2 separate regions of the Homo sapiens genome follow, and region 2 is linked to region 1. The links are chromatin contacts, found by Hi-C or POLR2A ChIA-PET in ENCODE. All regions are on one chromosome and are shown on one strand. Each heading gives the region's core, a stretch centred on a gene start or an enhancer-like site at or near the end of the contact. The rest is flanking DNA. Distances are from core to core; before and after follow the strand shown. Region 1 overlaps C2CD2 (C2 calcium dependent domain containing 2). Region 2 overlaps ABCG1 (ATP binding cassette subfamily G member 1).

The links. A loop is a pair of places that touch in the nucleus more often than their neighbours do. ChIA-PET counts read pairs that join two places held with the same protein, here RNA polymerase II (POLR2A). Pooled maps may share reads with other maps.
Region 2: a pooled map shows a loop between it and region 1 (13-fold over the local background). The contact joins two enhancer-like sites. A Hi-C loop is called at or near these places in 3 of 50 pooled maps. POLR2A ChIA-PET finds 5 or more read pairs at or near these places in 2 of 52 experiments (CD8-positive, alpha-beta T cell and activated T-cell).

The regions. Positions count from the first base shown.
Region 1 is chr21:41,899,346-41,906,652 of GRCh38, reverse strand. C2CD2 (C2 calcium dependent domain containing 2) reads left to right here. Exons shown (of 14, transcript NM_015500.2): 11 at 816-929; 12 at 4,904-5,031; 13 at 7,291-7,307. Among named protein-coding and RNA genes, the nearest start is that of PRDM15, 24 kb to the right of the region's middle. RefSeq lists an enhancer at 7,071-7,307. Within about 2 kb of position 6,057, at least 3 of the 41 ENCODE cell types and tissues checked have a DNase peak (open chromatin) inside an H3K27ac peak, as active enhancers do.
Region 2 is chr21:42,228,910-42,236,216 of GRCh38, reverse strand. The region is part of intron 2 of ABCG1 (ATP binding cassette subfamily G member 1); the gene reads right to left. Among named protein-coding and RNA genes, the nearest start is that of ABCG1, 13 kb to the right of the region's middle. RefSeq lists silencers at 1,221-1,290, 1,301-1,500. Within about 2 kb of position 3,041, at least 36 of the 41 ENCODE cell types and tissues checked have a DNase peak (open chromatin) inside an H3K27ac peak, as active enhancers do.

The DNA.
Region 1 (7,307 bases), core at 4,808-7,307:
TGTCTCACTCCTGTAATCCCAGCACTTTGGGAAGCCGAGGCGGGCAGATCACCTGAGGTCAGGAGTCTGAGACCAGCCTGACCAACGTGGTGAAACCCCATCTCTACTAAAAATACAAAATTAACTGGGCGTGGTGGCACGTGCGTGGAGTCCTAGCCACTCTGGAGGCCGAGGCAGGAGAATTGCTTGAACCCAGGAGGCAGAGGTTGCAGTGAGCTGAGATCACACCATTGCACTACAGCCTGGACAACAAGAGCAAATTTCAAAGAAAAAAGCAAAAACAAAACAAAACAAAACACGAACTCTATTACCTGTATGTGGGGACAGCACACGCTTTTTTCTTGAAAAATTCAAAGTGAGTGGTCCTTGTAGACTTTCTTCTGTGAAAAATCGTTTGCTAGAAGGCTTGACGGACTGTCATTTGAGATCCAGCTGAATTCTGTACCTGTCTCCACAGGCACTGCCTTGGAGACAGAAGTTTCTGTATAAGCGTATGCTTTATTTCTCAAAATTCATACTGCATCTCTGCTTGGGCAAAAGCATTATCCTCCCAGAGTGCATGAGTTGGCACAGTTCAGGGATGCAAAATAGAATGGGAAATTCTGGCTTAGTTAAAATGTTTCTGAAATTTTATTTCAACCTGGACTCCAGACACCACTCTTGCCCCTCCTCCCCTCAAAACAGCTTTCGTTAAGCTTTGCCTTTACCAACTGCACACACCAGAGTTGCAGTGAGGGCTGTCCTTTCACTTTTCGGTAACTGTTGATCCAGTCAGCCACGGGGCCGCTTTTGTAATCAGGATCTTCCTCTGGCAGATTCTCCGGTGAAGACTCCCATCAAGGTGAAGGTGATCGAGAAGGACATCTCTGTCCAGGCCATCGCCTGCCGCAGCGCCCCCGTCAGCAAAACACTCTCTTCTTCAGACACAGGTAACTGAGACACGCCCACGTCGCTCTCCCTCTTAGCACCTTTGGGCCTTTTGGGCTGTTCTGATATGAAGTATTTTCCTTTCAGAATTTGGAAAAAGTTGTTTTGGGCCTGGTGTGGTGGCTCACACCCGTAATCTCAGCACTTTGGGAGGCTGAGGCGGGTGGATCACTTGAGGTCAGGAATTTGAGACCAGCCTGGCCAACATGGCAAAACCCCATCTCTACTAAAAATACAAAAATTAGCTGGGCGTGGTGGCGCATGCCAGTAATCCCAGCTACTCAAGAGGCTTAGGCAGGAGAATCGCTTGAACCTGGGAGGCAGAGGTTGCAGTGAGCCGAGATTGCACCACTGCACTCCAACCTGGGTGACAGAGCGAGACCCTGTCTCTTAAAAAAAAAAAAAAAAAAAAAAAGTTTTGATTTGCTTTTGTTTTGTTAATGAGTGATGAGTGAAGGAGAGGGAGAAAAGGGAACTCCAAATTGATCAGAGACCAGGAGCGGCATTCATATTCCTGCTACATTTTAGGGAATGCTTTAACAAAATAAAAAGCCAACTGAGACTTTACATTTTAAATTTTCTGTTCATTTTTCTCTTGCACAACACGCTAGCTACATTAATAGCAAATAAGTAGGACTCAGGACATCGTCCTCACCGTCACTTTAATTTTATTCACCACTTTCTGCTTACACCAGCTTAGTAGAAGTAGTTTTCCCTTCCACTAGGAAATGGTCACTACGAATAGGAAATGCAAATTCCCTATTTTATGGTCAGTTTCAGGTAATAGACTTTTTGAAGAGATGTCTTACTGACTCATTAAATCACTGCGCAATCTAAATTTGGGGATTAACTTTCTCCCTTTGCCTCCTCGTGACCTGCTCTCAGGGGCAATGGATGCTTCCTTCTTGCTTAGCTCTCCCACATTCGCTGAGTCCTGTGTCTGACCTTGCCCAGGTCAACAACTGGGCAAGGTGGGGCAGTCAGGGGAGTGGAAAGTTCTCACTGGAGGGGCACTGTCTTAACATGGTGTTGGATTCTCAGCCTGGTGAAAGTTCATAACTGCCTCCTCCTCTTGTGGGAGGTTTTATGGTTTTTTGGATACTACCCCGCTGGGTCCCCCACCTGCAGTTCTGGGACGCAGGCCCTGCCCCTCCTTTCGTTACCAGAAAAGGATCTTGATCTAGACCCCAAGAGAGGGTTCTTGGATCTGGTGCAAGAAAGAATTCGGGGCGAGTCCACAGAGTAAATTGAAAACAAGTTATTAAGAAAGTAAAGGAATAAAAGAATGGCTACTCTGTAGGCAGAGAACCCGTACGGGCTGCTGGTTGGCTCTTTTTCTGGTTCTTTCTTGATCATATGTTAAACAAGTGGTGGATTATTCACGAGTTTTCTACGAGGGGCGGCGATTTCTCAGAACTGAGCATTCCTCCCCTTTTCAGACCACGTAGGGTAACTTCTTGCCTTTGCCATGGCAGTTGCAAACTGTCATGGTGCTGGTGGGAGTGTCTTTTAGCATGCTAATGCGTTATCCTCAGTGTATCATCGGCAGTGAGGACAGCCAGAGGTCACTCTCATTGCCGTCTTGGTTTTGGTAGGTTGTGGCCGGCTTCTTTACCACATCCTGTTTTATCAGCAGGGTCCTTGTGACCTGTGTCTTGTGCCGACCTCCTAGCTCACCCTGTGAGTAAGGGCACCTCACCTCCTGGGAGTGCAGCCCAGGGGATCCCAGCCTCATTTTGCCCAGCCCTTATTTGAGCTGGAGCCGCTCTGGTACTAATGCCGCTGATGCTTTTGCCGCTGCCCCTGATGCCCCTTCCTCAGTTTCTTCCCCTGGCAGTGCCCCCACTGCCCATGCTGCGGGGTCCTGTCACGTGGGCAGGATCCCTCTTAAAAGACCTAGGCTGATGTTCCCACTGTGGGTTCTGATGCATGGTCCATGGAGCCGGCCCCCAGGCTCACCTGCCACGGTGCAGGCTGCACCTGGCACCTGGACCGGGCTCTCGGGGGACTGAACAGAAGCACTGGGCCTGGCGTGAGGAGGACGTGCTCCCGACACGTCTCCCTTGGTGGCTTTGGGAATTACAGCACAGCTTTCTCCTAAGGAGTCCTCCCCAACTCCTTTCTCCAGCACTTCTCTCTTCTCAGTGTGGGTCAGTGGCTAAACAAAAATCTGTTCCTCTACTCACAACACTCCTGACGCCAAATGTGTAGATTTTCTATGGCAAGCAATTTTCTGTTTCTCTGCAGACACCAACTGGGTGTCCTACAATTTAATTCAATTCTGGCATTACCTGGAGTTAGCTCAGATCCCACAGGTGAAAGGCTCAGCCCCACAAAACCACCCTTCCACTTTAGATGTCAGGTGCAAATAGTGGGTCCCCAGGTTACCACACTTTTGTCCCACTTGGCTACAAATTGGGGTTTCCATGACACACTCCTCGGGTTCCGTAATTTGCTATAATGGCTCACAGAACTCAGAGAAACACTTTACTTGGGTTTACCAGTTTATTATCACACAAATGCACAGCCAGATGAAGGGGCTCAGGGCACAGTCTGGGAGGGTCCTGAGTGTGGGAGCTTTGATCTCCGTGGAGTCGCCCCTTTCCCAGTACGTGCATGCGTTGGTTCACAACCTGGACGCTCCCTGAGCCCTGTCATTTAGGGGGTTTATGGTGCTTCTATAAGTAGGTATGTAGGCATGATTGATTCACTTATTGGCCTTTGGTGATTTGAGCTCAATCTCTAGCCCCTTTCCCTTCCCCACAGGCGAGAGGAGGGCAGAAAGTTCCAGCCTTCTAACCACAGGGTTGGTGCCTCTGACATCCAGTGCCCGTCCTCATTAGCATTCACTCGGATGGGGTGCAGGGGCTTATTAGGAATGAGAAGGATGCCCCAGCTCCGTGGCTCTGGAATTCAAAGGATTTTTTTTTTTGTTCTCTGTGCCAGGAACCAGGGAGGAAGACCAAGTATCTATTTATTATTCCCCAGTGTCACTGTTGTCACCGGTTCTTGGCCTCTGTGGTCTTATCTTGACTCCCTTTGGAAATGCAGCATCTGTAAGCCTCAGGCCATGGCCAAAACCGAGACAGAAGTTCCTTTTACCATCCTGCTACTTTAATAGCTTTGCCATTTTGACTTTACCTGAGCAGGAAAGTGTAAGTTACAAGCATCAGCTCTGAGTCAGAGAGACCTGCTGGTCATCTCAGCTCTGGGGCCTCCTGGCTGCTGGACATACTCCTCAATGGTCAAATGGGATAAAAGGAAGGACCTGCTCATGGGGTGTGGAATAGGAGTAAATGAGAGAATGTGCACAGAGCTCTGTCTCTGAACAGCACCTGGTTTGCCGTAAGCATTCTATTGATGTTGGCTGGTGTGTGTTGTTATTAACCTGGGGAAGGAGGTGCTTTTATTAACTGGCCCTTCATAGCTCTAGTTACTATTCTATGTATTTAGGCACTCTTGGGAGGGAAAAGGAGTCACTACCTTGCCTTTCAAAGTTCAAAATCTTCCAAAGGGTTAGATATTTTTTTTTTGTTGTTTGCTTGCTTTTGCCATTTTCCATCAACTCTATTCAGGTATAACTTAAATAAATAAAATCGGTGAATCTTAAGCAGACACTTCAGTGAGTATCTTGTAACCACCCAGGGAATCAAGCTGTAGACCAGGGGTCAGCAAACAGCAAACTATGGCCCATAGGAAAAATCTGGCCCGTCACTTGTTTTTGTAAATAAAGTTTTACTGAAACCCAGCCATGCTCATTTATTTACCTGTGGTCTCTAGCTGGTTTCACTCTATAAAAGCTGCATTGAGAAGTTGTTGCAGAGACCACCAACAAAGCCTAAACAATTGACCCTTTGGCCCCTTTTAGAAAATATCTGCTAACCATTGCTTATCGACCATTTCCATTATCCCTGGAAGTTCCCATGGAAGTCTTTAATTTTTGCTGATGAACTTAACACTGCCTTCCTTCTGGTAGAATTGTTGGTGTTGAATGGTTCGGATCCAGTGGCTGAAGTGGCCATTCGACAGCTCAGTGAATCTTCAAAGCTGAAACTCAAGTCGCCACGGAAGAAAAGCACTATTATCATATCAGGGATCTCCAAGGTACCATCGTGGTGGCTGGGGAGGTGTTCATCTGGTCATCTGTCAGTGACCTGCTGCTCCTCTGCCCTTTGAAGAAGTTAGCCCAAGCACTTGGTTAACGTCCAGAGAGTTCCATTTACAAATGTCAAATTATGTTCCTCACCCCACAAAGGAGTCATGTGTGGTGTTGTGTTTACACAGTTTATCCTATTCACCAAGGACATGGGAGACTTTCTAATCAGGGACGCTTTACACGTTGAGAGGTTGGCAAATCATTTCAAGAAAAATTATCGAAAGAGAGGAACATGATGTAAGACTCCCCTTTGGTACAGAACCTCTGCTCTCGTCACCACCCAGTCACGGGGAACTTTCACTTTCCACGTGACACGTTTCCAAAGCCTTTTACTTTTTTGCAGTGAATGTTTATTCCTTTTGTAATCAGAGAGAAATGAACATTGTAGTGTCCCCCGTGGACACCGCACTCCCTTTCTCCCCCTTCTCCCGCTCTGGGACGTCCGCTCAGAGCAGGTGGTGGCAAGTGTGTGGTTTCAGCTGTGGAGAGGCCAGCCCCTCAGGTGAAGGGCCATGTTACAGATCCTTACTCTTTTTATTACATTTTTTAAAATTGATTTTAAAATTTTTATCTATCTATTTATTTATTTTGAGACCAGCTAATTTGTTATGAGACTGGCTAATTTTTGTATTTTTGGTAGAGATGGGGTTTCACCACATTGCTCAGGCTGGTCTTGAACTCCTGGGCTCAAGCGATCCATCCACCTTGGCCTTCCAAAATGTTGGGATTACGGGCGTCAGCCACTGCTCCCGGCCCTTACTTTTTTTTGACATTTCCAAATGAACAGGTGGAGGGAGAGTTGGGAAGATTTTGATTTGGAGTAGGAGGGGGATGAGGAAGAATTCTGGACAAAAGAGTGGGTGGGTGGGCAGAGGGCACGCAGAAGATGGATTCCTCAGTGGCTGGGAGACAGGCCAGAACAGGACCTTGGAGGTGCCAGAGATGAGTCATCAACCTTGCCATTGTACCCAGAGGGTGGCCTTGCCCCACGTCCCAGAGGCAGGCGGGTGGTGTTTTGGGGGCTTCCTGAGCCCCTCCAGGGGCCCTCAGCAGGGATCCATGACCTCTCTGGAAGTCCGGGGCCCAGTAGTTGGGTTTTCTTCGCTCTTGGGTGAATGAATGAGCAAAATAAGGACAAGACTCGTGGTCATCTCCCCTATACTTTCTCTAAGATCATATTTAAAAATCACAAAGAACTCCTGGATCTTAGTATTTAATGTTCTGAATTCACCGCAGTGATTATTTTTATTGGTGCTCAGATTATCTAATCTTTATTTTATTTTATTTTATTTTTTTGAGACGGAGTCTCGCTCTGTCACCCAGGCTGGAGTGCAGTGGCGTAATCTCGGCTCACTGCAAGCTCCGCCTCCCAGGTTCACGCCATTCTCCTGCCTCGGCCTCCTGAGTAGCTGGGAGTACAGGCGCCCGCCACTACGACCAGCTAATTTTTTGTACTTTTTTAAGTAGAGACGGGGAGATTATCTAATCTTGAGTCAGTGGGCGCTTCCACAGGCTGGCACTTAAGTCAGAACAGCACAGTTGTCCCTAAGCAAACGCCTGTGTCACTGCCACCCACACCAAGAACAGCATGACTGGCCCTCAGGGAGCCCCCATGCCCTCCTCCCCAAACTTTCTCCCCTCCAAGGAAGGGAGCCCCCGTGCCCTCCTCCCCAAACTTTCCCCCCTCCAAGGAAGCGCTATCCCGACTCTCAGAGGTTCATTTAGTGCTTAAATATTTTTACACAAAATATAATTTTTGAGAGGATGTGCCGGTGAATTTCCACTTGCAGGTAACATAAACGTGTAGGAACAAAGACAGCTAAACCCGAAACACCCACGGCCATTTCCTTTGTGCTGTCGTGGACTCTGAAGGACGGGCTCTCTCTCTCGCATCTCATTTCTGCAGCTTGCCACAAACGCTCCCACCGCTAGGCCCATCTGTGAGAGGAAGAGGGTTAACCTCTGAGCCCCGGGGGCCAACCCCCAGCTGCCTAGGGATCCTGAGCCCTGGCTGTAAGGGAGACCTTTTTTAACCCAAGCATGAGCAACGGCCGTGATGTATAAGCGCCTTCTATGAGGCCCACGGCTGCATCTTCTGAGACTTTGAAATCAGCTGTCAGAATGTTTTGGAGAGTGCTTTTCAGTTCTTTTCAAACCCTCCCTTCCTTTCATGTATCCCTTGTCATCTTCCCCACTGCCCCTGACAGACCTCACTATCTCAGGA
Region 2 (7,307 bases), core at 1,792-4,291, 330 kb before region 1:
TTGCCGCATGATCTCCGGATTCCAGCCGGCTTAGCGGAGCCAACGCTGCAGATTCCCAAGGGCAATTCCAAGGTTCCAAACCCCACCCTGGCCACTTTTCAGTGCTGACCCCAGAGAAGGCTCAGACATGCTTGGATCAACCCCAGGAGGCCCTGGCTCCCTTACAGCTTCACCCCACACTGTCAGCTAAAAACAAAACCAGCACGTTTTATAAGGAATCAAAAATCAACTGTCTCCTAGGAAAATTGTGCCACCTGAAGTAAAGACCTGTAAATCAAAAATAAAATTCAAAGGCCCCCTGAACCATGGGGATGGACTCCCTCCTTGGCCAGGGCACTCTAAAATTTCCCCTGAAAGACTGGTTCAGGCCATGACGGGAAGTGGCGGTCCGTCTGACATGCCTTATCGTAGCCTGTAACATTAACATCAACACAGACCTTAAGTCTGATACGAAGCATTTACAGTCTGTTCTCTCTCAAGCCTGCTGCCTGGAGGCCTCATCCGCATGATACAACCTAGGTCCCCACAGCCCCGTATCGTAACCCAGACATCCCTTTCTATCGATAATAACTTAACCAATTAGAAAAAAATTTAAATTTACCTATAACCTGGAAGTCCCCCTTTGGGCTGTCCCACCTTTCTAGACGGAACCAATGTACATCTTAAATATTGATCACTGTCTTACGTCTCCCTAAAAGTATGAAACCAAGCTGTTCCCGACCCCTTTGGGCACGTGTTCTCCTGGTCTCCTGAGGCTGTGTCACGGGCCATGGTCACTCAGGATAAATCTCTTTAAATGTTTTAGTTTGACTCTTTTCGTGGACACACCTCTCTGATTTAAACTGGAGTCTGGAAGATTCCCGCAGTCCCCCGACGCAGCTGAAGCCACAGGGGCGCAGACTCCACACACCCGCGGGCCGTTCCCCTGCGGACACCACACCAGCATTTGAGCGCCATTTCCATTCCCGGGGTCTCCCAGTCACCGCTCAAGCCTGAATGGAGCGCAGGCCGCCCCGGGTGGCAACACCTCCACCCTCAGGTCCACACTGGCGACCCTTCCTACTGCCAGCGCTCTCAGGCTTCCTGGACCGGTGTTCCTGGACCTGGGGAGGAGAACACCAGCACGCGCGGGGCGCCGGGATTTGCATGGCCCGGGTGATCCCCTATGCATAGGGCCGCCCCTGTCCCAGGGAGGCTGCGACCCCGCTCGGGGCTGCAGCTGCCTCCTCGCGCTTGGCAACAGCGCGGGGCGCCCGCAGCCAATCGCGCCGCTCCCCGCGCCGCCGCTCCGCCGCGGAGGTTACTAGCGAGCGTTGACCGGTAGTAACCCCGGCGCGGGCGGTGGCGGCGGATGGGCGGGCGCTGCACACGCGCGGCAGCGCGCACCCGCCCCGCCCGCACCTGCGCGCGCGAGGGGCTCCGGCAGCGCTGTTTTCTCCCGGGCGTTGAGCTCGGGCAAGAGCGCGAACGTCACCCTGCGTCCACAGGCCTGCAGAGTCAGCACCTGCACCAGCCAGAGAAAGGACGGGCTTTTTTACTCAGTATGGAGAGCCTGCGTTAGAGCTGACACTTAGTGGGCAGAGCCCGGCCTTCCGGGAGCCTGCACATCACCACGGGCCAGGATGAATCCCGCCCTGGGAGGGAACGTCTGGGTGGAGGCCAGGTGGCCTGATAACCCCAGGGCCAGGGTGGGCAGAGGTGTCCAGTGCAGCCCCCAGCCAGGTGCGGGGAGCTCCAGACAAAGGACAGAGGCCAAAGATGCCCCCATACCTGCATCCATGAAAGAATTCCCGGAACACGTGCCCCAGGAGGAGGAGAGGCCTTTTGTAGCTCCTCATTGTCAGCAGGGTTTGGGGTTTATGTCTTGGGTAAGGAAAACTCAACCCAGCTTATTTTATTATCTGGGTCTGAGCGATTGCAAAGAGATGAGTTCTCAGTGGCGCTTATAGAGGCAGGGAGTTGGGACTCCAGGTGTTAAGTCCAGTCCTGGACCTGCCCCCTACCTGCCAGCGGTCCTGGGCAGGCCCTCGTTCCCCCTCCACCCTCCTTCCCTTCTGGAGAAGATGCCCATACTGATGTGTGTCCCATGCTGCTCCCCAAAGGCTTAATGAGGCAAAGCGCCAAATAAAGCAAACACGATTTGCTCAGTAAACACCAGTTATTTTTAATTAAAACAACAACAACAAAAAAAAACACTTCTCCCAAAACAGTGGGAGGAGAGAAATAACAACTGAGAAATCCCATAAAAACTCCTGCCAAAAGGTTCACTTTCAAGACAGGCAGTTGAGATATCAGAGAGGGGGACTTTTTTGGTTGGAAGGCACCAAGTTGCCTTATAACAGTAAAAGAAACAGAAAGAACGTGACTCAGGTTCTGCCCTTCCAGCGGGTTCCACCCTTATCAGTTTACAGACAGCAAGAACCTTCCAGCAGGGGCGCCTGCCCACTGACCTGCACCCTGCGGATGCCGCAGTGATGCCCACCTCCCAAAGCAGGACTCTGACCTCATTTCCTGCAAGGGCCATGTGCTTCTTATTTCCTCCTCTCAAGGTAGCTCTGGATTGTAATGTATTTGGTTATTGTTCTGTACTTGGCTGGGCTTTTCCCCTTGATTTGTGAGCTTATTTCAAGACCAAGATTAACTTGGTCTACGGAGTTTCAAAAAACAGAACCTGGATCCACAAATGAACATTGCTCAAATACAGATTGCAGCTCAACAGACAGAAGCATTTTCTAAGAATGAGGGTTGTGCAAACATAGCCCGGCTGCCTGGGAGGTGTCAGTTCCTGGTTGCTGGAAGTGCTCAGACAGAAGCTGGCTGTCCCTTGTCAGAAATGGTGCAAGAAGGCTCCCTCCACGGGGCAGGAGGGCGGGCTACGGCAGCACGACTCCTTTTGGCTCCAAGATTTGGACTCTAAATATAGGTCTCAGCTGGATGTAATCACAGCCCTGAAGTCACCCTGGTGTGTCTTACTTTTGACACCAAATGCCATTTACCCCACAGAGCACGGAGGTGACAAACAGCACACAGCTGACAAAGTGGGAAGTGAAACTCTTGGCTGCAGGTCAGACTGGATCCCTGCAGGCCCACCCGCCACCACTCATGACTGAAAACCCATCTTTTTGCGTTTTTTCACAATGTGAGCAAAAACAGTCGGCACTGGGTACATTGTATTTGAGAGTAAGTTTCCTATGCAGGTGTTGGAACTTCATCAACTGAGTTTGATGAATGCACCTCCATGACAAATCCCTAGTTTTACGGTTTAGTCCTTCAGGATATATTTAATCTGACCCACATGGTTTTCTTTGTTCATAGCTAATCTGTTGATTCTAGAACTGAACTCAGAAAGAGCAGGTGTATGGTTACTAAACATTTTTCTTCCTGCCAATTTATAAACAAAAGAAACGGTGTCATGTTCAGCAAAATGTCACCTTTGGTGATTTCTTGGACTGGTGGATTAGGTTCTGGTTTATAGGGAGGGCCTCCATTTGAGAACGTGAACTTTTCAAGATACAAGCCTATTCAAGGCAGTAGAGGAAGGCAGGGGGGCACCCACCATGCAGGTGAAAACGATTGTGGTAAGAACATCCTCCAGCAGTTAAACAGTGACACCAACCCCCACGGAGCAGAGCACAGTCCTACAGAGTTGCACTGAAGGGGCCAGATGGTTCAAGAACAGGAGCACTCTCTGGGAAAATGACAAAGTATTAACATGTCCAAATAAAGAACCTGCCAATCTGAGGGTGGCAAAGAGAAAAGCAGACCCCAAGGCCAATGTTGGCAGAGCCATCTGAGCCTTGTCCAGGGAGGCTGCCACCGCTAACAACGCCACACTAAGGAGTCACACACCCAGATCCCAGGCCCAAGCTGGTGAGGGTTTGGTTTCCCTTGCAACGTGCTCACAGGGAGAAAATGTGCTGGCTGGAGGGGAGCATCTAGACCCCTTGGATATGAAGCCTGTCCAAGAAAGTAGCAAACCCCTTTGGTCTTGCACATGGCGGCTAAACATTCAACTCTCATGAATCTGCTGTGAGAGTTGGTCCATTCTCAAAATTTTTTCAAAGCCTCTTTGGGGCCCTGTAAGGCAGAGGGGTCAGAACTGTTCCAGAAGACCTCATCACCAAAGGAGTGCTACCCCTCAGGGCCTGAGTGGTAGCCCACCCACCTGGGGGCCACTGAGAACCTAGGAACTGGCCCCAGCGGGGAAGAGAAGGGTTCTCCAGTCCTCTGAATTCTCCAAGGCAGACTCTTTGTCAATGCCCCAGCCTCAAGCAAGCCATCCCTGCAAGTGGCCTGGGGCCACGACACTGCACCAGGGGTCAGCTGTCACCTCCATTAAAGGCAAAGGACTAAAAGAAATGTCCTGTGGGCCCACAAGAAAGCCCACTTTAGCACAACAGCCTCAAAGAAGCACAAAAGTAACTCACTTATGCTAGGGAACTATCCATCCCCCTTCAGCCTGAGCATCTGCCCCTCTCAAAACCCCTAGCCACAGGATCTCCACACTCTGCCTTTAACCGGGCTGCCTCCCCTCCCTGTTCTAGCAGGTTGGATCAAGTCACTAGCACTTGGTTGGAATCCAGTCTTCCCTTAATGGAATTCCTGAAAGGATTTATTCATGATGCCTTCCATGCACTTTAGCTGGCCTGTCATTACAGGCCTTGTGAAATGGCTATAGAAATTAAGAGAAAGCAACCCCGAATTTGAGAAAGGTGTCCAAATGCATTTTTATAGCGTAGAAGCAAACCAATACAGATAATCTGACTTGGCGCTGCCCGGAATATTTAACCCCTTCCTGGTTTTTGGCAAGGATGAGCCTGGAGGGTTGGGTTTCAAAGAAGGAGGCGACATTCCATTCCATCAGAGCGTCACCATGTGGAGGCCACGGCCTGACTGCAGATAGGAAAGAAAACGCTCTAAAGCCCCAGATATGACTACATTTGTTCTCAACCTGAACTTCGCCTCAAGGTAATCTTGGGAGGTAAATTTGATTTCTGAGAATCGCTTCACCTGTTGGAGAGAAAGCACGCCATGCACATCAGCCTCCCCTTCCTGGTGAGAAGAGGGAAGCTGGAGCCTCTCCAGAGGGACAGGAAATCCCTATAAATGGCCAATGGCCGCTGACATCCAAGCAGGCCAATTAAAAGGAAAATACATCAGTTTACAGCCAAGGCAACCCCACACCATTTCATAACACGGGGCTAGGCACAGCTGTGCCTTGGTGGTCCAGTCCTGTGCCCACGTCAGAGCTAAGCACTTGCTACGCTCCTTTTTGGCCTGAAATCCCACAGACCTGGTTCTGAGTTCCTTCCTCCCCACTCCTATGACCTTGGTCACGTCTCTGAGCCTCATGTCACAGGTTTCCACAGGAAGAATGTGCAGATCCTTCCTGAATCGGCCCCATGAGCCAAATGGATTGAAGAACGGCTATCATTCAGTCAACTACGCGTGGGAACCGCCGGGATCTCCTGGGGGATGGGCAGTGTACGAGTACCCAAGCATTCCATTTGTTCACTGTGGCCAATCACGCCCTAATAAAATGAGACCCTTGTGTGAATGGGCTCTGAAAGCAGCTTACGATAAAATCTGCTCATCCCCATCATCTTTACCTAAGAAGAATTTTATTCTGTGAACTTACTCTTAACCACATTCCTAAATGTTCTCAACATAGTGTCTACTCTGTAGGAAGAAAAGGCTGCTTTCAAAAGAGTCACACCTAAGGGTGAGGAGGAACAAATAAACCAGATCACTCTGATCTGTCCCCAGCGCAGTTTGTGTGACAGCACCAAAGCTGATATTGTTCCGAGCCATTTGTCCCATCAACACAAGCTACGTGAGTGAATTCCTTGAGGGAGAGTAATTACTGTATCTGAGGCCGGGGAAATTATCCTTGGGGTGTACTCCTCTCTCCTGAGAATAGTTCCTCTCACAATTATGTTTTCTGCTAGGAATCTATTATATGATCTAGTTTTCCCTCCAAAGACATCATTAGTCATATGGTGAAAATGTAACTACAATTGAAAATACAAGATGTTTTGTTAAAATGCCATATTCAACGCTTAGTAACTGTCAAGCTCAAAAGTTTTACAGAATCAGTGCCTGGCATCTCTTCTTAAAAATGCCGCTACTGTTTCCCGCATCGCCTTTCTTGTAAGGATTGTGAAGTTCTCCTTCTTTAAAATAATTACGTAGGACTTCATAAAGTTATTCTGGTCACAATGCTCAGCTTTGCTAGGGCGTTGTATGTTGCGTTTGTATCGCAGCACCATGTTTTGGGGGAAATCATGTGAGAAAAAGTCTTTCCTGGAAACAACCGGAGTGGTCCAGTGTCTTTGTAATGGGAAGGAACTTGGAGTCAGAATAGCTGGGTCCTAGCCCTGGCTCTGCCTTTGAGTGAATCAGCTCTGCGCCCGAGCTCCTGTTTCCTTTGCCCTACTGTGAACCATGGGACCAGGCACTTTCTTTCTTTCTTTCTTTTGTTTTTGTGTTTTTTTTTTGAGACAGAGTCTCACACTGTCACCTGGGCTGGAGTACAATGGTACGATCCCGACTCACTGCAACCTCTGCCTCCTGGATTCAAGCAATTCTCCTGCTTCAGCCTCCCGAGTAGCTGGGATTACAGGCACTCGCCACCACGCTTGGCTATTTTTTTTGTATTTCTACTAGAGACAGGGTTTCACTATGTTGGCCAGGCTGGTCTCGAACTCCTGACCTCGTGATCCACCTGCCTCAGCCTCCCAAAGTGCTGGGATTACAGGCGTGAGCCACTGTGCCCGGCCAGAACCAGGCACTTTCAAAACTGCTTCACTTCTTACCTTCGGAGACACCTCCCCAGCAATGCCAGGACATCCAGCCTCCGCGTGATCATTACAATTAGCTCAATGCATCAAACTGAATTTTTAAAAGTTGAAAACAATGGACTTGATACAGACAGCAAAATGAATATACTGAGAGCAGTCAGAGAAGTAGCCCCTGACCCAACGTCACACTTGGAGTCGCACAGAGATGATGCCAAATACAAACTCCGCCACTGTGAGAAGAGAGAAATGCAGAGTGAGGCTGGGCTCTGACTTCTCAGCCTAACCTAATCATGGCTGGGGACTGAGACCACCGCCAGCAATTGGAGGGACAAAAGCAGGAGCAGGAGGAACCCATGCATGGGAGGGGCAAAAGAGGCCGACTTGGTGGACCAGCAGGCGCAGAGGCGGACCAGGAGGGTGGCGACCCGTGTGGGTGAGGTCCAGTGGGATGCAGCTCCTCCTGCAGCCCCAACACAAGATCCGCATTTAATGCGCACTGTTATTGAT